7 separate regions of the Homo sapiens genome follow, and all the other regions are linked to region 6. A link is a loop called in an ENCODE intact Hi-C map of the cell type or tissue named here. Cell type or tissue: heart right ventricle. All regions are shown on one strand.

Region 1 (4,000 bases), 180 kb after region 6:
ATGACTGAACAACATAGATCACTAGTCTGATGGAGCAGCTTTAAGAAGATTCAAGAAGTGGCTCCAAAGAAAAACACTGTGATATTAATGAAATATTTCATGTTTTTCTGCCTTACACATACATAATTACCCTGACTGGAGTATGGAGGTCTGACTGCAAAGTTCCAATATTATCACACAAAAAAATTATAGGGCTAGCTAAATCAGCTGAATATTAGATCAGAGATCACCAAGGAGCTACTCATTGGCTGAGTGTGGCCCGTTGCCATCATACACTTGTCCTCAAATCTTGACTCTAAAATTTTTGAGACAAAATATTTGAAATTAACTCAATTTCACGTTAAAATAGAGTTTCCCATTTCTCTTGAAAAATCACAATTGAACAGCAGTAGGCCTCCATTTCTGCTTGAAGGTGACCCACTGGAGAAGCAGTTTCCACATTAGGACCAATGGGGTGTCCATGCTCCAGATTACTCCTATTTCTACCATTCCCCAAAGTGTTCTTGACTCAACATTAAGCATTGCTGGCCATTTAAAACATGCATAGGTTGTTATTTTCCTCAGTAAAGAACTTTCTCAGTAAGCGTTCTCTTTTAAAAGTAGGATAAATAAAGATGAAACAAGAAGATTATGTTTAAAAAATGAATTTTCTGGCCAGGTGCGGTGGCTCATGCCTGTAATCTCAGCTCTTTGGGAAGCCAAGGCGGGTGGATCACGAGGTCAGGAGTTCGAGACCAGCCTGGCCAAGATGGTGAAACCCCGTCTCTACTAAAAAGACAAAAATTAACCGGGCGTAGTGGTGGACACCTGTAATCCCAGATACTCAGGAGGCTGAGGCAGAGAATTTCTTGAACCCAGGAGGCAGAGGTTGCAGTGAGCTGAGATCACACCACTGCACTCCAGCCTGGGTGACAGAGTGAGACTATGTTTCAAAAAAAAAAAAAGAATTTTCTTACATTCAGCAGGCCCTTGGTATCAGCAGGGTGGGGATAAGGGTGAGGTTTGAGGAAGGGATTGGTTCTAAGACACAGATTGTTCAAGTTCCTTGTATAAATGTAGTATTTGCATGTAAGGTACACGCATCCTCCCTATATTTTAAATCGCCTCTAGATTACTTATAATACCTAATACAATGTAAATGGCATGTAAATGGCTATCTTATTTTTTTAATTGTATTATTTTTTATTGTTGTATTATTGTTTTCAAAAATATTTTCAATGCAAGGTTAATTGAATCTGCTAGTGTGGAACTGCGGATATGGAGAACTGACTGTATTTAATATGCAAGCAAAGAGTATGCAATCTGCAGCTATTTTGCTCACTTATGTTCTTTCCTAGACCATGTAGATACGATAGTTTGAGATTAGTGTCTTAGACCCATAAAGAAAAGCATCTGGACAAATATTTGGATTTATTTTAGTGGTTGAAACACACGATTGAAGAAGCTTGGAGACCACAGTCTTGGTAACCCAGAGGGGATCTGGGAGCTCATCACATCCAAACCTTCATTTTAGCAATAAAGCATCTGAAGCTTCCCCCACATCCTAGGAGAAATGATCTGGTCAAAAGCACAGTGTGTCAGCAGCCAAGGCCAACTCTCTAATTCCCACTCCAGGGGTGTTGAGAAAATGAGACCAATAGAGTGATAAAGAATTCCCCTGAAATAGCTGGGCAACTTGTAGGAACCTGTCAAACTTCTTCCTCCAGCGTAGCACAAATTTTAATTGGTGGTACCTAGAACAGTTTCCATTTTTGTGAAAAATGGCATCTGATCAATTTCCTCACTTCCAGTAGAGGCCGCCTGCTGTGGCTGCATTTCTACTGGCCAGTTCTCATTGGCCAGCATCTGCCTTCTTTTCCTGTGGAAATAGAACTTACGGGCAGGAGAAAGGACATATTTGGTAATGTTACGCTCCTCAGCTTCCTGCTCCGGCTGTCTCAGCTGCAAAATGTCAAGGGAAAAAATATCCCTCCAACTTGGAAGGAATTCCAGACAGACCCTGATGCCTGCAAATTTGTCAGAGGGAGCCAAGTCCAGAAAAGCAGAACATGAAGAAGGTTCATTATTTGACTTCAAGAGACATTCAAATAATCAGACACTCTGGTATTTATGATTTTCCCCATTTCAGATGGTCTGTAGTTCACAACATTCCCCTCCCTTTACCGCTGATTCTGAGCTTCCTTTTACGTTAAACCTCAACAGTTATAAAAAGACTCTCACATTACTTGTAAGCCACAGGCACTACTAGGAGACACTGTGTTCACACAGGGCTGTTTAGGGCTGGGGAAGGGCAGCTCTTTTTGATTATTAGTCTGGGGAGGCCAGGCCAGGAAGTCAGGCTCACTTCACCCTGACCACGCCACCGGAGTCCTCATGTAGCTCCCAAGTCTGTGCCAACGCTTCCTGCCACTCACAGCACCAAATGCGATGATCTTTACTAAAAAGCACTTATTTCCGTTGGCTTTCTTATTCATTTAGGCTTTTCTTTTCCTGGGGGGCAGTGGCGGGTGGAATAGCCAGTTTATCCTGACTTCCACATTGTGAATATTCCACCAGGACTGTTTATAAAGTTGAGTTTGGGGGGATCTTCATCTTTCTCCTGGCATTCAATGCATTTTCTGTCTCCTTTAGAACTGTTGCCACATGCTGGCAAAAAGATAAGGAAACTGAATTTGTAATCCAAACCTCGTTAAATTGCTGCACACACATTTTCCCTTCTACTTCTTGCTGTCTGTTTCTAAATGCCATGCTATCTGTTTGTACTCAGTCACCTGAAATCCTTATTTGGGTTCTCCAACAGGCACGAAGGCATCCAAATATCAATTTTAGTAATGGGTGGAAATGCCCACATGAGGAGTGGGATGTTCAGTCTTAACATGTGGTCTCTATGAATAAGGGTCTTCATTTTTTCTTTTCCTAAACGGTCCAGCTCCTCTACGCTGGTTTTGCTCCTCAACAGTCCAAGGTTTGTGCTACTTCCATGGTGATCATCTGTTAGGTCATAAACATTAGATTGTGGCATCACTGAATGAGTCAGTTGGGAGGAAGCTGGGCTGGAAATACAGCTGAGAGCCTCTGTTGACAGATGGATGCCTTCTTAATCACAGCCTGTGTGGGTAAAGGGAAAGCCTTGCCTGGCCAACCCCTCCCACTCCCACCCCCACCTCCTGCATTGATTCACAAACCTGGACTGCTCTGGAGGAGGCTGGGAAAGTCCATCCCCAGGGAATACCACTTTTTTCCTCTTCTGTGCCTCTCACAGGACACCCACATGACTAGGAGGAGGCAGAAAGTGAATAGGGAGCTCTTATTACTTTTTGAGTGTCAGCAAGGTAAACCTGCTTTCATTTGCTTTTCCAAATCCTAAACGTTTCCCTCTTAAACTGTTGATATTGTTAGCATTGTTCGTTTCTCAGTGTGTGTCCATCTGCCTTGTCTGTAAAATGGGCATAATAAGAGCTCACCTTTCAGAAAGCAGTGGGTAGGGCTAGATGGTATAATTATGTTCCCTTTCATCAGTTTTCCCTATCTCTACTAAGCACCAGGTGCTATTGGAAAAATTACCTTTTTATCAGATTTTTAAAATACAGTTGCCTGAGCACATATTTAATTTTAGAAGAAATAGTTTAATAGTTCTAAATGTGGGGTTTCAGAGAGCCCTATGTCAAGAGCCGCTGTACACTAGGTTGCTAGGAGACTGGACAGCCAAAGAAACAATGCCCTTTCCTGTGACCACTATCAAGAACTGCTCAGGATTCCTGCCAGCCTGTTAGCCTTTATCGTTCAGTCATTTTAGACCTCAAAAAGAACATTCCATCAAGGGATCAGGTTCTATCATCTCACTGGAATGCAATGTAAGACCCCAGAAACTCTAGTACAAACAAATTTACTATGGCTCAGATTAATAATAGATAGCACTTGAATGTGTGCCCCAGTTGTGCTCCCTCTCTGCTAAGGATAGGACAAATGAAAATAAATTGCAAATTCAGCAGGGAGATTC
Region 2 (4,000 bases), 250 kb after region 6:
TGTAAATATTATAGTTTGTATCTCTTAAAGATAAGAACTCCCTCAAAAAGCTATAATGTCATTATTATACCAAGAAACTTTTAATATTACCATAGTTGAAAATTCCATATTGTATACTTGAAATCTGCTGAGCAAATAGATTTTTAATGTTCTCACCACACACACACACACACACACACACACACACAAACACACACACAATGGTAACTAGGTGAGGTGATAGATGTGTTGATTGTGGTAACCATTTGACAATATATAATATCAAATCATCATGTTGTATATCTTAAACTTATACAAATTTACTTGCCAATTATATCTCAAAAAACTGAAATAATTTTTTTAAAAAAGAAAATAATTTTAACAATGGTTACTTAATAGCATAAAAAATGAATTATTGTTTATATTTACCTGTTTGTTTCATACACACACACCCCTCTCCACAGTTTTATAATTAAGATTGACATTAGATTGGTAGGTCTGTTACATTTCTTTTCATTTAAAGCTTCCCTTTTCATAACTATGTTTGTGTGTGGAAGAAACACAACTCCTTAACCAGTAGAGTTTGCACTGTCTAAATTTTGCTGATTGCAACCTCATGATGTAATCTGACATATTTTTCTTTCCCTTAAATTTATCATAAATTATTAATAAGATCTAGAGTCTTGGTTGGATTCAAGTTTGATTTTTTCTTCTTTTTTGTCAAAATCTGTTCATGAGTAGTGTTTATATACATATGTTTAAATATATAAATACATACATTTATATATTGTTTAAATATATACATTTATATGTATATATGTGTATGTATATATGTAAATAATATTTTTAGACTTTTATAACAATCAAGTACCTTTAGAACGCAAAAATTAAAGGTAAAGATAAGGTTAAATGATACTTACACCATCATGATGTGTGGTCCTGCGTGGGCCACAGTTCCTTATCAATATTAAAAACTCCTTCAACTCTAAAAGTTCAGGACTGTGAGATCAGTGATCTCAGCCTGAGATGACCATATGCCAAAGCCATTTACTAACATACTTTCATTGCCCAAAGTCAGTTAGAATGAAAGCCTGACTTTGGTATACAATCAGGTCCATTCTCAGCAGGCTGGAAACATCTCAGATAATCGAAGCACCTGCATAGTTCCCTTTGTCTTTGCATATTCTAGAACATTATCTTGCTCTAGCTCTTGTCCCATTTCCTAAAATCTCACTTGCTCAATTCTCCAAATAAGTCTTGCTAAGAAAATTCCTTTTTAATAAGGTGAGGATGTCTAGCAAATAAAATAAATACAGATATTTGAAGTCAGACTGGTTATTTTAGTACATTAGAAAGAAAGTCAGCATCAGCTTCATTATTGCATTAATTTTAAACAATCTTAATCCAATTCTCATTTTATGAATAGGCCTTTGGTAAAATGCACCCATCTAAGCCATTTAATCATTTGGAACTTTAAAATATGTATTTATCCCTACTGGAAAATATTAGCTTTCCAAAATGCCTTAGTTTTAGAGTTTCTCATTTTCATGAAAATAGTAAAAATTAACAAATATCTATAGATATAAAATACAATCCAATCTCCCACAACTCCCAGATACTGCAGCCATCACTTTCTAAGGGCTGCGTAAGGAAGCAAATTCACTGAATTTACTTCAGACCTGTCTTTGCATCCAGTGTCTTCAGGGCAACATTACTTCATAGGTCAGGGGTCTGCTATCAGGGAATACACAGTGGACATCCCACAGGACAGAGTAGCCAGCAGGAATGCTCGCAGACATCTGTTCAATATGTGGGTAGCTTACAGCCTTGTTTATATTAAGAGCTCTTGCTGCTGGACAGCAGAAGTAACTCCTTTAGAATCCGTTCCCATAATAGTCCCTAAGGCAATGACGCACAGCTGTGGAAAGGAAATAGGCTCTTTAATTTGTTAACCATGCCCAGAAAAGAAGAAAACAAAATGCTCAAATGAGACTATAAAGAGGACTTTTAAGAGTCTTCCAGAAACAGCTAAAAAAGCAATACAAACATTTCCCCCCAATCACATAAGATGTATATATGTGGCTTGTTTGTTCCTTAACATATGTCTAATCTTACATTTGAATTCTGTGAAATTTTTCTCTTCTTCTGACTTTTCAGTTTAACCTTCTCTTAATGATCATACTGTCTAAAGATTCTGATCCCATAAAACCCCTGTATCCTTATTGCTGAAAAGCATACTGCTGAAAGATCCCATTTGGAAAAATTCATATGGTCAGGGAAAATGGGCCTGAACTAGCCAGGAGACTGATATTAAGAAAAGGACATCATTTCCTTAAATGAGGGTCCCAGAGTTTGAAGCAGCAAATTGGATCTTTTAATCCAACTCCACCCTATATAAAACACTTTCCCAAACCTGTTTTTAAAAAGATGGTTTCTGATTTCTTGTGTTTTTAATGCCCTTACTTTGGTTATCAAGAAATATTTCAGGCTGGGTGCGGTGCCTCATGCCAGCGCTTCTGGAGGGTGAGGTAGGCAGATCACCTGAGGTTAGGAGTTTGAGACCAGGCTGACCAATGTGGTGAAATCCCATCTCTACTAAAAATACAAAAATTAGCCGGCCATGGTGGTGCATGCCTATAATGCCAGCTACTCGGGAGGCTGAGGCAGGAGAATCACTTGAAGTTGGGAAGCAGAGGTTGCAGTGAGCCAAAATCACACCACTGCACTCCAGCCTGGGCGACAAGAGTGAAACTCGGTCTCAATTAAAAAAAAAGAAAGAAAGAAAGAAAAGGAATATTTCAAATATGTGACAATTAAGTATCTGGAACCAAGACCCAGCTACCCAGCTCTATCAAGTTCTACCAGTTTGCCATACTTGCTTCAACTTTTAGGGTTTTCTTTAAAGCAATACTTATTACAAATATGATTGGGGTTCCCTCTCTACCTCTCTCATGTCTTATGTTTTCCTTCCTCCCTCTCTAACTTCTGCAAGATAATCACCAACCTGAATTTGATTATTTATTTTTCTCATGCATGTTTACATTGTTATAACATTATTATAGCACAATGTCCAACACTGCTTGGCATGTTTTCATATTTTACACAAATGGTATCATATTGTATGTATTTTTTGGTAATGTATTTTCTTAATATTGTAATTGAGATTTAATTAAATTTTCTTTTCAACTTTTATTTTAAATTCAGGGAGGGTATGTGCAGGTTAGCTACTTGATATATTGTGTGATGCTGAGGTTTGAGGTACAAATGATCCCATCACCCAGGTACTCAGCATAATACCCAATAGTTAGTTTTTCACTGCTTCTCTGCCACCCCAGTAGTCCCCAGTTTCTGTTGTTGCCATCTTTATGTTCATGAGTAACCAATATTTAGCTCCCACTTGTAACTGAGAAGAGGCAGTATTTGGTATTCTATTCCTGCATCAATTCATTTGGGATAATGACCTCCAGCTGCATCCATGCTGCCACAAAGGACATGATTTTGTTCTTTTTTATGGCTGCATAGTATTCTATGGTGAATATGTACCACATTTTCTTTATCCCAGCCACCACTGATGGGCACTTAGGCTGATTCCATGTCTTTGCTATTGTGAATAGTGTTGCAATCAACATGCGAGTGCATCTGTCTTTTTGGTAGAATGATTTATTTTCTTGTGGACACGTATATCCAGTAATGCGATTGCTCGGTCATATGGTAGTTCTGTTTTAATTTCTTTGAGAAATCTCTAAACTGCTTTACACAGTTGCTGAACTAATTTACGTTCCCACCAACAGTGTATAAGTGTTCCCTTTCTCTGCAGCCTTGCCAGCATCTGTTGTTTTTTTAGGCTTTTTATTAACAGCCATTTTGACTGGTGTGAGATAGTATCCATTGTGGTTTTGATTTGCATTTTTCTGATGATTAATGATATGAAACATTTTTTCATATGTTTGTTGGCTGCTTGTATGTCTTCTTTTGAGAAATGTCTATGTCTTTTAAACATTTTTATGGGGTTATTTATTTT
Region 3 (4,000 bases), 210 kb after region 6:
CAAAGGTTGATGCCTTCTGGTACCTTCAAATAACATCTTCTGTGGATGTGATTTCTTAGAAGTTTTTTTGAAAGGTGTTATAAAGCCATGTACTGAAAACCACAAACATTCTCCTCCAACATAGTGCAAATTATGTTATACCAAAGACTCATGAACAGCCTACCTATTTAAAGTATCCAGTGAAGAGATTTGACAGTGGTTTGTCTATGAAGTTTCAACCTGTGCCATTTAAGGCAAACCAATTTCATTAACTGCTCTGAGAGGACATATGTCTTGACCACTCTTGTTGCATTTTTAAGGAGAAAGTCATTTTTGAAGCAGTAAACATCCTTGTGGGTATTGAAATTAATATGGAATCATAATCATAGCTCCCATAATCATATGGGAACTTGAATACTTGAAAGGCATGAAGCATCAGTCAATCCGGAGATTCAGATGAGCTATTCAAAATGATTATGGACTTTTTATATTCTAGTCAAATGTGGCTGATCAACAATATTTTAGGGGAAACAAATATTGTTGTATATTATTAAAGTTTTTAACAGTCTGTGTTGCAAGTAACTGATTGGCCCAGCTTGGGTAATGGGCTCTCCCACTTGATCCACTAGGAAGCATAAATCTCCAAAGGAAAACAGAGGTGTTATTACGAAATGAATGGGAAGGAAGCTTAGAAAGGCTGAAAAAAACAAAATTGTCCAGTCCTTTTTATTTTATTGATTTTGCATGTTCCTTAAATCAGAGCCAGTGAGACATATTTATAAAAAAACAATGGCCTTTCCCTACAAATGCTGGTTATTTAAAATATTTGAACTTTTCTTTCCTTCCTTCCTTCCCTCCTTTCTTCCTTCCTTCCTTCCTTTCTTCCTTCTACTTTATTTCTGCCCTTCTACCCTTCTTTCTTTCTTCCTTCCTTACTACCTTCTTTTTTTCTCTTCCTCCCTTCCTTCTATCAGGGCCACAGTGTCATTCTAAAGCACAATACTGAATATACAGCGTAGGTTCAAGTCAGCAACTGAGACTCAGAATCCCAAAACAAATCACTTATCAGAGCTTTTCAGTTCTGTAGCTTGCTGTAAGGTCACTTAGATATCTGTGCAGAATCATGTTATTCTGTTTTATATAATAAAATAATAAATGCTTTCAAAATTTAAAAATAAACGGATTTTCTCCAATTTCAGGTATTCTCTCATAATTTCTTAAAACTGTATTCTGCAGTAATAAAACAATTGTAGAATTAGAAAAGGACTTTTAACAGAAAATCTTGTGGAGCTGGTCTACAACTTTTGGTTTGTTTACTGTGCTCAGGATTGTTCTTTTATACTGAATAAAGACATATTTCTTGCTATTAAAATTAGTCAAAACTTATGTAATTGCATTAAAGATATGTCTTTTAAGGTGGTTCTTCCCAGAGCACTAGGACTTTTGTGTTTCTCAGGTGAACATACTAGAGAATTTTTGTGACATGGCACAAACCCTTTCCCAAAAGATACTGATGTGGTTGGCATTAGGACTCATGTTCTCTTTGCCAACCATTCGGTCCTTTATAAATTTCACAAGAGAAATATTTTCTGTTTTTCATTTTATTTTCTTGTGAAAAACATTGGCTGAAAAGCCAGCTGGTAATGTACATGTCTTATATATTGGCTGATTATCATTTGCCATTATCTTTAGGTCAGAAGATGCTATATATACATGGGCTGGGGGACTTGTCCATGACTATGCATCACTCATCCAGTAGAATCCTTCAAGGATAACAGGCTAAACTTGATTGTAATTAAGATGATTTTCTTTCTCTTCAAACAGATGTATAAGGAGACCATTTTATTCTCAAGTAATAAAGTTAATGAATCTGATTTCAAATAATATCTTTAAAATGAAAATGCTCATAGAAGGAGTTAGGAAAGTTCAATCAAAATTGTCAATAAGAGAAGATTTCTACTTCTGAGAAGATGGAGTAGACATACATCTACAAAACGGATAGACCTTAAAAGAGAAATAGACAAGACTACAATTATACTTCAAGGTTTCAACATCCCTTTCTCAGCAACTGACAGAACTGAACAAAAATTCAGCAAGGATATAGAAGAATCAACAACACCATCAATCCACAGACTCAAATGAACATTTGTAGAATACTGCCCCCCCAACAGCAGATTACACATTCTTTTCAAGCACTCAGGGAATATATATCAATATAGACTGTATCCTAGGCAATAAAACAAAAGACAACACATTTATAATAATTGAAATTACATAAAGTGTATCCTCTGATCACAATGGAATCAACCTGGATACCAGCAGCAAAAAGATATCAGAAACATTTCTAACCACTTGCAAAATAAACTACACATTTCTAAATAGTCCAGGGATCAAAGAGGAATTCTTAAGGAAAATAAAAAATAAATGGAATAGAATGAAATTAAAAAATACAACATATTTAACTATTAGGGGCATAGTTAAAACAGTTCTGAGGGGGAAATTGTAATACTAAATATTTCCATTAGAAAGGAGGTAATGTGTTATATTAGTCATCTAAGCTCCTACTTCAAGAATCTCAAAAAAAGAAGAGCAAAATGAACTCAAAGCCAGCAGAAGAAAGGCAATAATAATGATGATAGCAGAAATAAATAAAGTTTAAAAGAAAAACCAATGAAATGAAAAGCTGGTCCTTTGAAATGGTTCATAAAATTGACAGCAGTTTGACTGGTAAGAGAGATTGACAAAATAAGACTGACAGAGAAAAAGAAAGGCAACACAAATTGTAAAGACCTTAACAACCTCAAAAGGCTTATAAGGGAATATTACAAATGACCTACACACATAAATTGGATGACTTAGAAGTGTACCAGTGTTCAAAAAGCACAGGCTACAACAACTCACCAAATATTAAACAGATAATTTAACTAGTCCTAAAACTAACTAGTAAGGAAATTGAATTTATAATTTAAAAATCAATCATACAAATGTTTAAACAAAAAGTAATGCTAATTCTACACAATCTTTTCTAGCCAGTAGAAGAGGAGGAAATACCTCCCAATTAGTTTTGTGAAGCTAATATTATCCTGATACTAAAACAAGATGAAACAGTATAAAAATAAAAAAACTAGAACTGTGTCTTTCATGAATGTAAATATAAAAATTATTAACAAAATATTAGCAAATAGAATTCAGCAATATATAAAATAATTACACACCATGACCATGCAAAGTTTATTTCAGAGACACAATATTGTTACAATATTTTGATATTAATCAAAGTAGTCCATCGTATTAATAGGCTAAAGAAGAAAAATCACACGATTACATCAAGTGATACAGAAAAGGCATTTGACAAAAATTTACCACCCATTCATAATAAAAACTTTCAGAAAATGAGGAATAGAGGGAAACTTCCTCAACTTGATAAAGAGCATTTACAACTAACATTATAAATAAATAAACCTCAATCTAACCTTCACACATTATATAAAATGTAAGTCAAAATGGATAATAGACTTATTGTAAAATGTAAAACTATAAAAGCTTTAGAAAAAAAACATAAGAGAAAAGAGAAAATCTTAGGAATCTAGGCCTAGGCAGAGAGCTGTCAGACTTGATACCAAAAGTATGATTCAAAAAGAAAAAAAAATAGTAATAAATTTGACTTTATCAAAATTTTAAAAACTTTTGCTTTGAAGAAGACCCCGATAAGATGCTCTAAAATTAGGCTACTGACTGGGAAAAAAATTTCAAACCACATATTCAAAAAGAATGAGTATCTAAAATATGTAAGAAACTCAAAAACTATTTTAACTAGGGTGAGATGGTATCTTATTGTAGCTTTAATTTGCGTTTCTCTGATTATTAGTGATGTTGAGCCTTTTTTTCATATATCTGCTAGCATTTGTATGTCTTCTTTTGAGAAATATCTATTCAGATCATTTGACTATTTTTTAATTAGGTTATTAGTTTTTCTGCTATTGAGTTGAGTTCCTTATATATTCTGGTTGTTAATTACTTG
Region 4 (4,000 bases), 110 kb after region 6:
ACAAAGCTCAAATTATGCTTTCCATACCCCAGTGCTTTCTCCTCTTCCTGGGAACAAGGGTGTTAAGTGTCCCCAGCATCACTCAGGGATTGGGCTTGAGAAAGTCTTAGGAGCAAGACAAATGATTGATTTTGCTGGAAGGGAAACAGAAAAAGCCGGGCATGAATTTAAGTGGAATAATGACAGATCGCTTTAGCGGATCAAATGATTGATTTTCTTCAGGGATTAAGAGATGATTCAATTTGGGATTACTGTATTATTGCTTCTAGATCTGCAAAATATACGTGTCCGTGGCCTGAGGGTAAAGAAAGTAAAATAATGGGTCGTATCACATACATTTCTTGTTTAAATTTCCTCCAAAGCTTTAATTATTTCAGGAATAAATACCTCCTCCTCAGTATGAGAATCTGGGGTTTTCTTGCTCTGGCCCCTACATACTTATCCTGTCTCTTTGGTGGTCTTTCTCTCCTTGCATGCTATATGACATCAGAAGCAGTGACATCACTGTACTACCCCAGAAATGGGCCTCTCTGCCTTTGAATCTCATACACCTTTTGTCCAGAACGCTTCCATCTCCCTTACTTCCCTTTATTTCCTAGGCTAACTGATAAATCATTATTTAAAACATTCTACTTAGCCCTGAATCTGGGTTGTATGTACTTTCTATGTGCTCTCAAAATATCTCTTTATTTTTCTCAATCATTACGTTTATCATAGTATATTGTAATCATGTCTTGACTTTGATTTAATTGGTGTTAGGTCAGGCACGGTCAGCGGTCTATTTAAAAAGCTCCCTGGTGATTCTGATTCACAGCCAGGATTATGACCCACTGAACTGGACTGATAGCTCCATGAAGATAGGACAGTTGACTGTCTAGTTCACAGTTATAAGCCCATTTTCTAGCTCAGTGCCAGAAACACAGCAAATGCTCAAGAAACATTTGATCTATACATCAAATGTCTTTGTATCTCCAGTGTTTGTACAATGTTAAGCACAATTGTTTGTTGAGGGAGTAAATGCATAAATATGTTAAATTCTACAAAGAACCCATACATTAGTAAATTATAGTCTTTGCTTTCACAAAGTTATAGTTGGATAGGAGTAAGGGAAATTGAAGAAACACCAAAAATTCTGATATTATCACTTGTACATATTAACAATGAAAACATTTTCAGTGGTTGTAATGATTTCTTACTGAGAATATGTCTCATGGTGAGGATTTTTCTTTCTTCTGAATGCAGACATTTCTTTCTTGTGAATGCAGACATTTTTGAAATAGTATGGCAAATGTTCAGTTGATCGAAGCTTTGAGCAAATTCTGTTTAAGTTCTTTGGCAAACTGCTTAAATCTTGTGAGGTCATTCCAGACCATTCGCCTTTCCCTGTTATGCACTGAGGCAGGAAATGTTTTCTCCTTTTTGAAATGAGCAATTCAAGGGGCTGGTAAAGAATGCACATGGTGCGACATGCTATCAGCTCCCGCCAGCTGTTTACCGTGGTCTTTTTCATTCTTAACAGGGACATCAAGTTCTTTTGGATACTAGTTATGGTTTTATACATAAGACAAAATAAACACTTCCTGTAGGGCTTTAGAGGGTAACTTCACTCAAGTCTTATCTTCCATTTTCTTCAACAAAAGAGGAAAAAGTAAGATTTGAGAGAGGATTGCTATTTATCAGGTTATGCTGTAGTCTGTTGGCACATTTTAAAAATTTCTTTTTGGATCCTGAAAGCAGTAAAACTCCTCACCTTAACTTTCCCCATCTCATATCACTTAATTTTTCATACTGTGAGTGATCATGGCCCCCACCCAAGGTCATCTGAGAACAATTGTACCTTAGTCATTGACATTCTTAAGATCTTGTTTAGAAGGGATTGTTTGGAGCCTTTGTAGTCTGACCTGAGTCATCCCAGACTGTGCCAGGGTGGCTAAAGAACTGAACTTTCCCCAAAGGAACTCTTGTTATTGCAGAGAATCTCCAGGATGAAACACACAGTTAGTGCTCAGTGCACATGCACTTTGTCTGGAATTTACTGTCTGAACAGGGACAGACCACGACCTTTTAATCAGGATAGGCTTAGACTGAATTTTTTGTGCAAAGTAAATTTCCTTCTCGTAGAGTTTACCAGAGAGGCCACCCTGTAGAAAGGTATGATGGCTTAGTGGGAAGGCTATGAGCTTTGGAGTCAGAGAGACTTAAGTTTAAATCCCATTTCCGCCACGTATTTCGTGAATTGGGTAAGACACTTCTTTGAAACTCAGGTTTCTCATGTATAAAATATAATAACTCACTCATGGTGTTGCCATGAAGATCAAAAGAGTTAAGACAGACTATGTCCTTGCCTCTGGATAGCACTGAAAAGGTCCACTTTCTTTTTTGCTTCCTTTGCTTGAAAACTTGTTAATGAATTTCACTGGCTAATCTATAGAAATATTTCTTATCTAAAAGAAATATGTCACTGATTTTGGCAAATACACATTTTATTTAGAAATATTAGTTAAAACTATGCTATGTGCTGTAAAAAAAGAAACAGAGTGCCTTCCTACTATTCAGATGTTGTAATTAAAACTTATATAGCAAAATATGTACAGAGCAACAAACATTTCAATAAGGGAGAGCGGAAGAACATAATGGAAAAGGCACTGAATCTGAAGGCCCGACCCTAACCTCAACTCTAGCTGCGGGATGGAAGGCTCACTTATAAAATAAGAATAATATCTAACTTAATAGTGTTGTTCAGAAAAATGAAAGGGTGGAATGTTTGTAGATCTGCCTGGAAAATGTAATAGCACAATACTCACATTTAATTATTAAGAATAGGTTGTATTTCTTCTCCTACTTAACAAAAAACAAAATATTTTAAGAGTGAGGAATGGTATACAGTTGGAGAAAGGGCATTTTTTTCATAAGCCAGGGAGGAAGATGGTGGGTTTAGTTGCAGCATGCTAACTGAGAGCAATTTTGCATTTTCTCAGCTGCCCCTTGGAAGCCCGTCTAGACTTCACGTAGACAGTCCAGGTATTTGCTGAGTGGAGTGATTAGGTGGGGCTGGGATATAGACCTGTCTGGAAATAAGTAATCTTCCCTAAACCTGTGTGGCTGTGGCACGCTTGTGAAAAGGACTGTGGTGTATAAAACTACGGATGGTAAGACTGAGAACTTAAAACAAAGTAGAAGTTTGTAGGAACAGCAATAAAAATGGTGTGTATGTTCATTCACTTAAATATCACAATTCGTATAAGGTCGTGAAGGCATCTGCTACTAAGGCAAACTAAATTTACTGGTATTAAAAAGTTGCTCCAATAGGTAATCTTTTCCTGACCGTCCTTCTTAATTGTTCTAGAAGTCTTCTGAAATAGATTCTTCCATGTGTTGCACAAAAGTTTTGCAAACTCATTTTAAAGATTTTAGATCTTACTGAGTTGGGATTCAACAATTTTTGCCCTTGTCATTTTTTCATTTCCTGAAGTATTGGCAAAATCTTTGTGTAGCCATTCTGTATGGTTCTGGTCTTTATCCCACATCTGAGTAGGTAGAGCCTAAGCAGGTCTCCCTTTTACACTAAATGCTCCTGCTCCTTGGAGAGCAGCAGAAGGAGCAGTAATGGCCTTTGGGCTCTTGTTTAAAAGGACTGAATTATAGAAACTATAGATCATACTACAGTAAGACTTTAAATTGCTAAAAATATATGTTCTTATCATGTAATTCGAAGCCCACATACAATGAGTCACTCATCTGGATTACACCTTGTGAGTGGGTATGGTATGTTACTATGAATGGACAAAACATGAGCTCATCTTTAGCAAGCTTTCACCTGAAGTTCTTTTTATCAAATTAACAAACAAGTTGCCCATGAGGCAGCGGTTTAGAGTTCAGTGAGTGTAGAGAGGATGCAGGGAAGGTTTGGGGAAGTGGACTTCTGGCTGGATATGATGATCTTCAAGGGGTACCCAGTGAGAGACCCTTGTGGTGGTGTGATTATGGTGAAGGGTTGACT
Region 5 (4,000 bases), 270 kb after region 6:
AACTATATGATAGTTGGCATCTAAGGAGCATTTGAAAGAGTCGTGATTATATGATTAACTTGTTTTAGTATTTACATCTATGAAAATAAAAAGTTGAAATAGAATTGATACTGAGCTCTATCCAGCAATAAACAATATTCATCCACGGATATGTGACTTAATGAAAACATGAAAAGCTCCATTCATCTCATTAAAAACTGCATTTCTGACAACACTTTACTTTTGTCTTAGTAATTATCAACAGTTTAACATATTTTATATTAATTAAAAGGTTTATGTTAATAATTGCCATGAAAATGCAATCTAGGATGAAATATTTACAACATAGAGACTCTTCATCATACAAAAATTGAAAACTTTTAAATTTCATCTTCATTCATTAAAAAAAATTTAGTCAATGTCTGCTCTGGACTGAGCCCTGTTTCAAATGATTAGAATTTAACAGCAACAAAACAGAAAACAAATTTCTGCCAGTATGGAGTCTGTATTCTGGTAGGTAAAGATGGACAAAAAACAAATAAATGCATATATAACTTAATGGCAGAGATACAAAATTTTGTACCAGAAAAATATTATAGTGTGTTTAATAAGACTTTTAAGCATAAAATATGTTACATTTGGATAATATTCTGTGAAGAAAAATAGAATGAAAAACATGAGTCCAAGGGGTAAAAAAGAAATATTAAAATGAAAATCTTGATAATGCATTTTAAAAATAGATGATGCTAAAGATCATATAGCTATATGATCATATATATATCATATGGCTTTATATTTATATTATATGATATTTGCTTCATACTTATATTTATTATATTATATATAAATATATATATCTATCATATGGCTTTAGATTTCATTGGAATATTAAAAACAGTGATAGAACAGTGTCCTAAAATTATTTTATTTCATTTTTTACAATACACAGGAAATCTTACTCTTAAAAAAAAATGGAAAAAACTGGTCTTTGAGATACGTAAAAGAGAACATGTGAGCAAATATGAGGACCACTGGACAGAATGCACAAATTCTCATCTTGTTAAGATGTTAACATCTTACCTTAGGAGGATGCTAAAGTATAAAGTAATGTGTAGACTCTATATTTTATTAAATCAATCTCTCTTAGGTGATAAACATTACCTAAGCAATAGAGTATGAATTTATGTTAGTTTTTTCTAAATGTTTGCTTTATATTTTATGTCAAAACAAATAACTTGCATGAAAGTTGAACACCAAATGTCTCCTTAAGAACTCAGTGAAAGAGCAACTCTTTTAATGTTTCAAAAAAGCAATTTTAAAAAAGTGCAAGAAACAAAACCTGTGAACTTTGAATGTACTGATAAGTTATTGAGAAAAAAATTTGCTTTTATAATGTCATTACTATTTAGTTTGGAAATGACTCCCAGTGATAACAGAAAATGCTTTGTATAAACAGAGTACACATTCCTCAGATTAAACAGCTTCTGAGACTTATGATGCTGACAGTAATAAAAGCTTGTAATAATATATCTGTTATAATTCTGAACATCCAGTACTGTAATAAGCTGACTCTTTTGTTGCAGGTTTCTACTCAACCATGAGAAAACTATCATGAGTGAAGCGAGGAGGGCTTGTCTCCATCTAGTGGTCAGTATAATAATATTAAATATTACTATTATTCTAAAATCAAAATATGTACATGTTATTTTCTTAATTGTAGTGAGAAATGATACTAATCATAATAGTACTGTTATTTTCTAATCACGTATATCAAACTTGACAAGTAAATAATCCGATAGAAGATACATAATCTTGAAGTAGACATATTGAAATACATAGTTTGAGTACACTGTCAAAAGTCTGTGAAGCTATTTCCCTGCTGCAAAAAAGAAAAAAGATGAGAACACAGGAGAGTAAGGATGGCCTCAAAATTTTATATTCTGACATATTTAAACTTTTTACAAAATCACCCAAGAGAAAAACGTTTGGCCTATCAGGGGAGAAGATCTTCTATAAACTACGGACTTAATGTGTAAGCAACTCAGAACAGGGGTCCACCCAGAACAGGAAGAAATAAAAGTCTTTGTTTTCAATTAGGCCATTTATGGCACAATCAAAACTGTGCATAGTTTTTCAATGGAACTCGTGGAGCTAGAGAGTAGAAGGACGGTTACCAGAGGAAGGGTAGTCAGGAGCTGAGAAGGAAGTTTGAAAGGCTAATGGGTACAAAAAATAGAAAGAATGAATAAGACCTAGTATTTGCTAGCACGACTGGATGAATATAGTAAAAACTAATTTAATTGTACATTTTAAAATAACTAAAAGAGTATAATTGGATTGTTTGTACATAGAGGAAAAATGCTTGAGGTGATGGATACTCCATTTACCATGATGTGATTATGATGCATTGCATGCCTGTATCAAAATATCTCATGTAAATCATAAATAGATACAACCACTATGTACCCGCAAAAATTAAAAATTAACATTTTACAAAACTGTATATAGTTTTGTTTTACAGCCTAGAAGTTGTTTGTTTCAAGGGCCTAAAATGTGTGGCAAAAGGGGTTTTTTTATACCTACTTAAAAATTTCAAAATATTGAAAATCAAGGCAACACCACCCCTTTACTTTCGTTAGCAATAAAAATAGGTTGATCTCATGTTAATTTTTCCAGATTAGGTTTTTTTTTAATATCATGGTATATGAAAAGTCATCCTATTAGCCTCCACAGATCTTTGGCCAGTTTTCCCTTGGCATCAATCACCAGGAGGAAAATACAGGAGATTAGTCAACAGAATAAATTAATGAGATTAGAGGTTTGCCTCAAATTCAGAAAAGGACTTTATATTATGCAAAAAGGTAACATGGTGTGGAGTGATGATAGAGGCCAGTTAACATTAGCTCATTACATTAGTAATGGTGTCATATACAGACTGTATGAGGCTTTTCATGTCATAAGAGTGTTTATTTTATAAGTTAAACTTGGCTTAAATAATTAAAAGATTTCTCACAACTAGGACAAGTTTCCAATGCCAACAGATCATGGCCAATGACTTCTATGATTTCTTCCTCCCTCTGGGAAACTGGAAACTGTTGCAACTTTGTTAGGAGAAAAATGTCTAGGCATATTTGGGAAAACCTTAAAAAGAGCAACTCCCGAAGACAAATATAATTTCTATTGATAAAGAGAAAAGGAGACAAACATCATGTATTTAATTGCCACAGAACATTCTATTGTGAACATTGTTCTATTCACAACCTTGTGTATCCTTTTTCCTTGAATCTGGGCTTTCTCTATGACTCTCTTGAAACCACTGAAATACTGAGGAAGTCATGCTGTGTGATATCTGAGCCTTGGTCAGAGAAGGTCTCAGAGATTCCATCTTCATCTCAGAGTGCTCTCCATGAGCCTTGAGCCACTAAGAAAGAAAGAATTCTCCAGTTGAGCATTAGGGCTTAGAACACAACCCACTGTATAAAAATCACATGGAGCACCAGCATCTCCCAGTCAAGCCCGGTGCAAATTCCTAACCCATGAAACTGTAAAATATAGTAAAACAATTGCTCTATGTCACTATGTTTGAGGGTTGTTATACCAAAGTAGTTAACCACAACACTTAACTTCCATTTATTCACTTTCTAGGTCTCAATATAGATTTCACACCTTTTGAGAAGTCTTTTCGGACCCTATTGTCTGGGTTAGGTATCCCTCCGGGTACTGCCTTATCCTAGCACTTTACATATGGTGCTATAATTGTCTGCTTATTTTGTTTGGGCTTAGTGAAAACAAAGATCATGTCTGAATTGATTATCACTCTACTCTCAAAAGCAACAATGCCTGGTAAATATGGTAGGCAATAAATAGACATGACCCATTGAATTACTGAATGTGTCTCTTATATAAGTAAACACTGATCTCTGGCTTCACTAGGAAAAAGCCCCTCACCTGTTATACCATTTGACAATCAGCTTCCAATAAAGGCAGCCACACAAAATATATCTCACCAAATACATCTCAG
Region 6 (4,000 bases):
CATGTAACTTTTGGTCACACTCTCAACAAATAAACTGTCCGAAAAACAGTCATATCAAAGTAGAAACAAATGCTTCCAGGTGAAAAAACTGATCAGCTATATAGAGTCACTCAGTTTTTAATAAAGGCCATTTGTTCATTAAAAGTGAGGCTACCACATTTCCTACCTAGAAATCAGCCTGCCAAGGACACTGATGCCTCCCCTTTGCAAACAATCTGTTTTGACGGACTGTCATTCTATCTGAGCAGAATTTCCATATAAGTATCCATTTCATGCTTTGAACGATCAGACAAGCTTTACATTCTACCTATGGTGTTCAGAAATTGAGGCTAACATTGAAATATCAAAGCATTAAAAACAAAAATAAAAAGGCACAAACAACTTTAAATTAACTTAGATAACTGTACATATATATATATATACACACACACACACACACACAATATTTACAATATAAATTTTAAAAAATCTGGCTTGTTACAGGCAAATTCACTTGCCACAAGCTGTCCAGTCTAATCGACAGGATTCCGATTCCTGAACAGTGTCATTCGAATCAGAATGTCAGAGCTGAGTCTGCTGTTCTGACTTAAGGAACAACTTGACTCAGTCTCTTGATGGCTGGAGAATGCACATCCTAGCTGTCACTGGGGCTACAGGCAGGTCAGTGAGCACGCTAAAATTTTCCTTCTCAATTACACTTCAAATAGCAGGCATATTACTCGTATAAGATGCTATCTGATGATACTAACCTTTCTGCTGGTACCCTCCCACTGCTCCTAAAGCCACACCTTAATATACATTCTGGTGCTGTGTACTAATGTAGTTCCACTGTCAAGTCTTAACATTCTTCAAACCAGTGTCTGGGGTTGATAGACTATTTGTTTGACATGGCACAATGTTTTGAATTGGGTGGGAATCTTTTCCCCCAGTTAGAAAAACAGATTTAAATAACTTGTGCTACTGAAATCATTTTTACGGAAAAATGAGATGTGAATCAGTTCAAGTTCCAGTCTAATGAGTTAATGTCTCTCACTCTCTGGCTTCATGCCATGTCTCCGTACATCTTCCTGTAGTACAGCGATTCAAAGATGTCATTGTCTCCGGGACAGTTGTAATGGCAGGCACAGGTCTTGATGAACATCATGTTCTTCTTCATGACCTCGCCGTCAGGGCACTTGAACTCCACCGGCAGGGTGGTGGTTCTGTGGGGGGTGCAGCATCGGCCGTCGGTACATACTCCACAGAATTTAGCTCGGTATGTCTTCATGCTGGTGCAGCCAGAAAGCTCAAACTTGATAGGCTTGGAGATTTTGGGAGTACGGATGCACTTTTTGCCCTTCTAAGGAAGACAAGGGAAAAGAGAGAGGAAAAAAAAAAATCAGCGACTCTACAAGAGGAGTGGCTTTCTTCAACCCTCTGTGTTTTAGTCTTCTGTTGTCTGACTTCTGTTTATATTTTGAGGGGAGGAAGTTTGAGTCTCATTTGCTATGTCCAAAAATAGCCAGAGCCTCTCTTGGAATGTCTTGAATTAACTAACCCTGTGGAAGATTTCGTAGTGGAAAACTGGTGGTTGCTATTACACAAGCTCTCATTCCAGCAAAACAGCTCAATGGTTAGATAGTTTTGGAGATAACGGGCTTATACTAACAAGCGTGGCAAGAGCCCTAAGTTGGGTCCTATCCACTGTTTTTCCTGTGAAAAATAGTTAATAGGAGCAGAACATGTACCTTAATGTTCTCTTCCAGGTCAGCTTCGCAAGGCCTGACCATGCACAGGCGGCTCTGCTTCTCTAGCCTGCAGGAGGCGTTGTCATTGGTAACCCGGGTGGAGATGCCCATCCCACAGGTCTTGGAACAGGCGCTCCACTCTGTGGTCTGGACCAGGCAGTTGGCTCTAATCATAGTTGGGTCTGGGCCAAACGTGTCTTCCAGTCGGTAAGCTGCGAGAGCAGAGCACACAAACACCATGTAAAACGCCTGGATAAGGTATTTCCCCCGTTCGGTCGGCACAGTTAGGACTCCCTCCCTGGGAGAGAATCACGACCCTGACTTAGAGGAAGACTCGACTCACCCGCGAGGGCAGGCCCAACCACGGTTTGGTCCTTGGGCTCGTCACACACCCACTCCTCGCAGCATTTCCCGGGCAGCTTGACCCTCCTCGGGAAGGGGCAGTCAGGGCTGGGCAGACGAACGTCCATGCTGCACAGGGGCATGCAGCCCACCGCCCCGTCCAGGCACGTGCACTGGTACTTGCAGCTGCTCTGGAAGGACTCTCCGCTGCGGTACACCGTACCACCGAAGATGCAGGGAGCACCATCTTTGGCTGGAGAAGAGGAAGGGAAGAGAGGGGTGGGGGATGCAGAGGTCAGGCATTGGGGCACTCTCACATCCAGAGCGTCAGGGATGCGAGTTGGGATCTGGGCTGCAGGGGGCGGGCTGGCAGCAGCTGGAGAAAGAAACTCAGTCCGAGCGGTTTCTTTTTCCAGCGGGCGGGTGGGCGTGAGGGAGGAGGCGGCCGGACACCTAGCGGTGGGGGCTGCGGGTCTTACCGGTGCACACGCCGATCTTGCGGTTGGCCGGGGAGCCGAAGTGACAGAATAGGCCCTTGTGCGGGTCGCATGGGTCGCGCTCGGTGCACAGCTCGCCCAGCTGCTTGGCGCAGACGCGGCAGCAGCCGCAGCCGTCCAGCACGAGGCTCACGCCCGCCGGGCAGCGCGGCGCCGGCTCGTCCGGGCACCGGCACGGCCCGCTGCAGTTCTGGCCGACGGCCGGCTGCAGGGAGGACAGGGCGGTCAGCGGCGCTCGGTCGGCGCGCACGCCCTCCCCGGCCGGCCCCGAGTCCCTCCCTGGCAGCCGCCGGCCGCAGCGGGGGCTCCCGGCGCTTACCCGGCTGCAGAGGGCGAGGAGGACCACGAAGGCGACGCGGACGGGGCCCATACTGGCGGCGGTCATGGTTGGCACTGCGGGCGGAGCGGAGGGCGCGGTGGCGGCGAGCGGGGAGCGGCGGGGCCTGGAGCGCTGGCGGTGGTCGGAGGTGGGGACCGGGACGCGCCGGGCTGTCGTCTCGGGGCTGTCGGCCGGGGCGGCTGCCGTCGAGCTGGAGGGTGGAGTCGCACTGGCTGTCTCCTCTCAGCGGGGAAGAGTTGTTGTGTGAGTTTGGGGCGGGCGGCCCGAGGCTTTTATACGCTCCGGGCGGCCGCGGCTCGCCAATGAGCTGAATGGAGTCCTACACAAACAGGGACATTCCTCGCATTCCTCCCCACCTTCCTGCCTCATCAACTCACACCGGATTGATCCTGACCCCTTGACACTCAGCATTCCTCCGTCTGAAAAAGCTGGCACACTCCAGCTCACAGAAAAAAAAAAAAAGGAAAAAAAAAAGCGCAGTATTTCCAGCACCAAATAGAATTTTTTTTTCCCTATCCTCTTCGCACCACTCCTGATTCATATCATTTATAAACACACTGGCAATTATTTCTTATTTCTTTTTCGAATAAGTTTGCCCTGTTCTGTCCACTGACATACATCCTTTTTAGGAAGTAGGTAGCTGAAGAGGCAAACAGCAGGAATTCCTAAAAAATTCGAAAAGGTTTCTCCCCCCCAACCCTTAGCAATGATTTGCGTTTTAGAGGCTATAGGCTCTTGAAACTCTCCAAAGAGTAGAAAAGGAGTGAGTTGCTTTTAACCATTTGAAATCCTCAAGATGCCTACCTGTAAAACCCTGAATTCTATATTTGAGATTTGATCATTTGTCACTTGAGGTAACGGTTTTGGGACAAGAAAGAGAACAAAGACGCGTGTGACTCAGGATGCAGTCTCCTGGGGCAGATTTCCAAAACTCTTGCTTAGTTTTCTCTTAATATATGTAGGAGTTTTATATAGGCAAGGACAAGGGAGGAGTGGCCATCAATGTTTCCAGAAAAAGGGATCCATTGTTCTATCAGAGCAAATGATTCTGTGTTGGGTAGGTAGGGGCTCTGGGTGTCAGGGTGGGAACACTG
Region 7 (4,000 bases), 220 kb after region 6:
AATTCCTATAAAAAATATCAGAAGTATGTTATGTATTTAAAGTTAAAAAGCATATAACTTTTTAAATGTTTAATAAAATTCACCAGTATACACCATCATTTTCATTGAGAAAAGGTTTATAATCATGAATTCTATTTATTTAATAATATTATTCAATATTTTTCTTTCATTTTTGTTAATTTGATTTGTTATGGCTTCTCAAAAAAAGCTTGTCCTTTTCATCTAATTTGTTCAATTTATTTTCATGAAACCGGTCACATACTTAATCTTTCATTGCTTCTTATATAACCAAATTTCCATCCGGTACCATTTACTCTGAGCCAAAGAACCAGAAGCCAAAAGAACTTCCTGTAGCATTTCCTGTAATACATATCTGCTGATTAACACTTTTCTAGGTTGACAAGTTATATAGTTGTCTTTCATTTAGTTTAAAGATGTTGTTCCATTGTCTTCTCATTTTCATTGTTTCTGATGAGAGGTCAGCCTTGTTTCTTATTATTGGTCCTCTGCATTTAATGTGTAATATGTCTTTTCTTCTCTTGCTTTTCAAATGTTCTGTTTAATTCTGATTTTCAGCAGTTTAATATAATGTCCATTGCTTGTTTTTTGCTTAGATTCCTGAAATTATGTGTGGGTTTTTAAATAAAGTTTGAAAATTTCTAACCATTATTTGGTTAAGTAATTTTTCTGCTTCATACTCTCTCTTTTTCTTTTTCTAGTACTCTAATTACAAACTTTCATTCTTTTGCCATTATTTCACAGGTTGTTAATATTCTACTTTAAAATTTTAAAGTAATTTTTATGGAAAATTTGATCATAATTTTTAATAACTATAATAGAAAATTCTAAAAATTCAAAAGGTAAGCCATATCAACAATTCATATCATACCTATAGAAATGGCAATTTTGGTCTATTATTTTCCAAACCATCTACCTTATTTTCTTTCTTACATCTTATGCTGGCCATGACTTGCAGCCTATATGGTTCAGTAGCAATGATAATATCCTTGTATTTAATTTATCCTTGTATTTAATGTATCTTAAGAGAAAAAAAAAGTCTCAAATTTCATGATTAAGGATGCTGTTTGTTAAGGTTATTGAAATATATGTTCAAATGATTTCAGGGAGTTTCCTAATTTTGAGTATTTTGCTATTTTGATATAGATTTTGAAATTTATTTTTTCCCCTAACTACTGGGGGGGAAAATGTGGAAAAATAATTACTAGTGCTATTCTCCACGTATTTCAAATTGTCTCTGTGTCTGAACACATGTGGAATTTCACTTCTTTGTCCCCTGGAAGTGAGGTTGGCCATGTGACTTGCTCTGATGTATAAAGTATGAACAGAAAAAATGTGCTACTTCTGGGAAGAAATTTTCAGAGGTAGCATGGTATGTGTCACCAATTTCCCTTTTTCTGACACAGTGACTATGTAAATATGTATAGAGATGTCTCTTCTGTCAGTCTGGATCCCTTAGTGACTGTGATGAGCAAAGTCTTATTGCCAGTGTTCATTGAATGAGTAACATGAGCACATACTTAATTGTTATGATAAACTACTCAGATATTAGGGTTGTCTATGCAGAATAACCCATCCTTTATTTTTCTTTTTATGCTAAACCATTCTTTTATTTAAGGCACTAGTACTTGATCATAACATATCACTTAATATTTTTTATTCTATAGCTTTAAGTTTTATTCTACAAATCCTTTTGTTGATAATAATTATAACTTGAATGTAATCTGCTTTGTGTTTCTAGGAGGCAAAACCAGGTAAGCAATACAGCTTAGAGAATACTTTTATTAAAAAACTTTTCTTTCTAAGAGTAAAATGAGTGAAAGAAAAATAACTAAATATATAGTCTCTGTCCTTGTGGGATAATAGTAACAGAGTTCATTAGAAAATATGAAATAATGACCCAAAGATAATTCTACAGGGACCATGTGAGCTTAGAGTGAGAAAAGGAAAGAAATCTTTTCCAGAAGGAGTGATCTAGAAAAACTTTATGGAAAAGGTGACATATAAACTGGGTTTGAAAGATGAATAGAATATTGATGAGGAAATTCTACACAGCATCTAAGTAAATATACCGTGAGAAAAGTGTAAGCAAGATATATAAATGGAACAACAAGTTATACAGTTTGACTTACTTGTAATAGCAGAGTAAATATGTAGAAGTGTGAATTTTATTTTAAAACATCAAAGATTTTTAATAGAAGAGGGATTTTGTTATTAAGAGGATAATTAATATTGCCATTATATTTAGGATGAATTATAAAGGATGGGTACTAGAGGTCATCAGAGGTTTGGGAGGGGTGAGAGTTTTTCATTGTCAAGGTGAGACAGCAAGGGTCTGAGAGAGGAAATAAAAAAGAAGAAACAGCTTTGAGTTTTGTTGAGCTACAAGGTTTACAGATATTTATATTTTCACCTATGACTTAGCATTTGAAAACCTAACAGTCTTCTTTTTTGTATATTGCAAGCCATATAAATAGAGTCTATAACTAGATAGATCTTATTGGATAACCACCCAAAATGTAATATTTTATGCTATTGAACACTGACTCAATATGCTAATATTCAACACTCAAACCAAAAGTGAAAACACAGATGCCTGAGGAAAGAAAAGTTGGCAGCAGAAACTAGTGGGAATTGGGTAGGGTTTTTCTTGGCCTTCTGCTGCACAATAGGCAATTGTGATTCAGGTGTATTTGTTTATTCTGGTAGAAATAAATTCTCCCACTAAAACAAAAGTGCCATTATAAAGAGCTAGACAAAATCAACAACACCCGTCTTTGCCATGTCTTGCATGACTGTAAGGGGTCACATTCAGGAATTGTTGATCAGACTTCCTTTGTCTCTCTCTTTTAAAAAGGCATTTTGCAAATTTAATACTTTTCCATGTTCTAAAGCATTGCTTGTCCACGGGAGAGGGGTTGGGTGTCAAGCAAACGCAGAGAGGCTCTAGGGGTTTCTAAAGTGGTCACTTCAATAGTCATTTCATAACATGTTTGTCGGCATGTCTTTCTTCCAGTTCTGGTTTTGTTACCTTCTCTCTGTTTTCAATGTAAACAGCAGTACAAAGTGAGCTATCTTCCTGCTATTCAAAATAAATACTTATTTGGGTAAAATTTATAATGTTAGATTCTACTTTTAGTCAGGAAATGCAAACAAAGCTTGGAGACTGCTTGTTCCCTGACCCCAAATTCATTCCATGTTGCTATAGCATCACCCCTGAGAAAATGGGCCTGCCTGTTTTCCTCCCCATAGACAAACTCAATGGGCTTTTGTCAGCTCTTGAATTATAGCATTAAAATTTAAACAGTAGGGATTTAATGGAGGATTATTATGACACTCCAGTGCATTCTTTCTGTTGCCATTAGCAACAACCCCAAGAATGAAATAAAATAATTGTTTTAGGAGGTGCTGTTTTCCTAAAAGATGAAACATCTACCTTACATTCTTGGAGTTACATAAACTAATTTGTGTGTGTGTTACTTCTAACATGAGTAGAGTATTGGTAGTGTATACCAATCCAATGATTTAAGGTATTTTTTTTTCCCTTTTAGTTCAACCAATCTACAAAGGCCAAAAATATTTTCACAGGCCCCCAAAAGATGAACTCCAATCTGCTGCCCCTAAACGCATTCTCCACTGTCTGGAAGATGTGCAAAGGCAACGGCACAGCGTTCTCCATCTCAAATCCTTCAAAGTGCTGTCAGAATAAAAGAATCCCCACCAAAAGCCCCAGGGAAATCTATCTGTCTGTATGGTATGGTAATGACTGAGGTTATTCCAGATAGGATTCTGGGAGAAACTCAGCTATTGAAATCTAATGAATGGAACTGAGAATTTCTTGTTATAATACTGTTTGTTTGATTGAATATATCCTTGCATATAGGAAGACATAAAAATAAATAATAAAAGCAAGATATTATTTGAATTTTTGTTTGATTATATAATCTGAGAATTTTTCTGGTAAGTAATTTTGCATCTGGAT

What was found. A loop is a pair of places that touch in the nucleus more often than their neighbours do. Peaks named below come from ENCODE experiments on the same cell type or tissue, not always from the same donor. Only the 100,000 strongest peaks of a DNase experiment are listed, where the experiment ranks them.
Region 1: a loop joins it to region 6, with 2.2 times the contacts of the local background. A loop is called at or near these places in 21 of 110 quality-filtered maps.
Region 2: a loop joins it to region 6, with 2.5 times the contacts of the local background. A loop is called at or near these places in 24 of 110 quality-filtered maps.
Region 3: it touches region 6 in a loop (2.9-fold over the local background); 42 of 110 quality-filtered maps call a loop at or near these places.
Region 4: a loop joins it to region 6, with 3 times the contacts of the local background. A loop is called at or near these places in 10 of 110 quality-filtered maps.
Region 5: a loop joins it to region 6, with 6 times the contacts of the local background. A loop is called at or near these places in 22 of 110 quality-filtered maps.
Region 7: a loop joins it to region 6, with 2.9 times the contacts of the local background. A loop is called at or near these places in 42 of 110 quality-filtered maps.

Annotation. Positions count from the first base shown.
Region 1 is chr6:132,128,858-132,132,857 of GRCh38, forward strand. LINC01013 (long intergenic non-protein coding RNA 1013) reads left to right here and starts at 3,715. Exons shown (of 6, transcript NR_187602.1): 1 at 3,715-3,854. RefSeq lists an enhancer at 3,080-4,000. In heart right ventricle, a CTCF peak has its summit at 1,793 (motif pointing right); DNase peaks (open chromatin) are centred at 1,854, 2,344 and 3,124; H3K4me3 peaks cover 404 bases; H3K27ac peaks cover 3,448 bases.
Region 2 is chr6:132,200,969-132,204,968 of GRCh38, forward strand. No RefSeq gene overlaps it. Among named protein-coding and RNA genes, the nearest start is that of LINC01013, 70 kb to the left of the region's middle. In heart right ventricle, no CTCF peak of the experiment used is centred here; a DNase peak (open chromatin) is centred at 1,783; H3K27ac peaks cover 2,927 bases.
Region 3 is chr6:132,155,172-132,159,171 of GRCh38, forward strand. The region is part of intron 4 of LINC01013 (long intergenic non-protein coding RNA 1013); the gene reads left to right. Among named protein-coding and RNA genes, the nearest start is that of LINC01013, 25 kb to the left of the region's middle. In heart right ventricle, no CTCF peak of the experiment used is centred here; no DNase peak of the experiment used is centred here.
Region 4 is chr6:132,061,996-132,065,995 of GRCh38, forward strand. The region is part of intron 2 of CCN2-AS1 (CCN2 antisense RNA 1); the gene reads left to right. Among named protein-coding and RNA genes, the nearest start is that of MIR548AJ1, 51 kb to the right of the region's middle. In heart right ventricle, no CTCF peak of the experiment used is centred here; DNase peaks (open chromatin) are centred at 1,471 and 1,957.
Region 5 is chr6:132,216,668-132,220,667 of GRCh38, forward strand. No RefSeq gene overlaps it. Among named protein-coding and RNA genes, the nearest start is that of LINC01013, 86 kb to the left of the region's middle. In heart right ventricle, CTCF peaks have their summits at 1,616 (motif pointing left) and 1,821; no DNase peak of the experiment used is centred here.
Region 6 is chr6:131,948,222-131,952,221 of GRCh38, forward strand. It overlaps CCN2 (cellular communication network factor 2), which reads right to left and starts at 3,151. Exons shown (of 5, transcript NM_001901.4): 1 at 2,886-3,151; 2 at 2,549-2,771; 3 at 2,071-2,322; 4 at 1,728-1,939; 5 at 1-1,339. The coding sequence starts at 2,951. The coding sequence ends at 1,043. All of the region lies in intron 2 of CCN2-AS1 (CCN2 antisense RNA 1), which reads left to right. In heart right ventricle, CTCF peaks have their summits at 1,787 (motif pointing right), 2,429 (motif pointing right) and 2,629; DNase peaks (open chromatin) are centred at 1,190, 1,880, 2,420, 3,180 and 1 weaker place; H3K4me3 peaks cover 3,935 bases; H3K27ac peaks cover 4,000 bases.
Region 7 is chr6:132,165,432-132,169,431 of GRCh38, forward strand. LINC01013 (long intergenic non-protein coding RNA 1013) reads left to right here. Exons shown (of 6, transcript NR_187602.1): 6 at 3,607-3,943. Among named protein-coding and RNA genes, the nearest start is that of LINC01013, 35 kb to the left of the region's middle. In heart right ventricle, no CTCF peak of the experiment used is centred here; no DNase peak of the experiment used is centred here.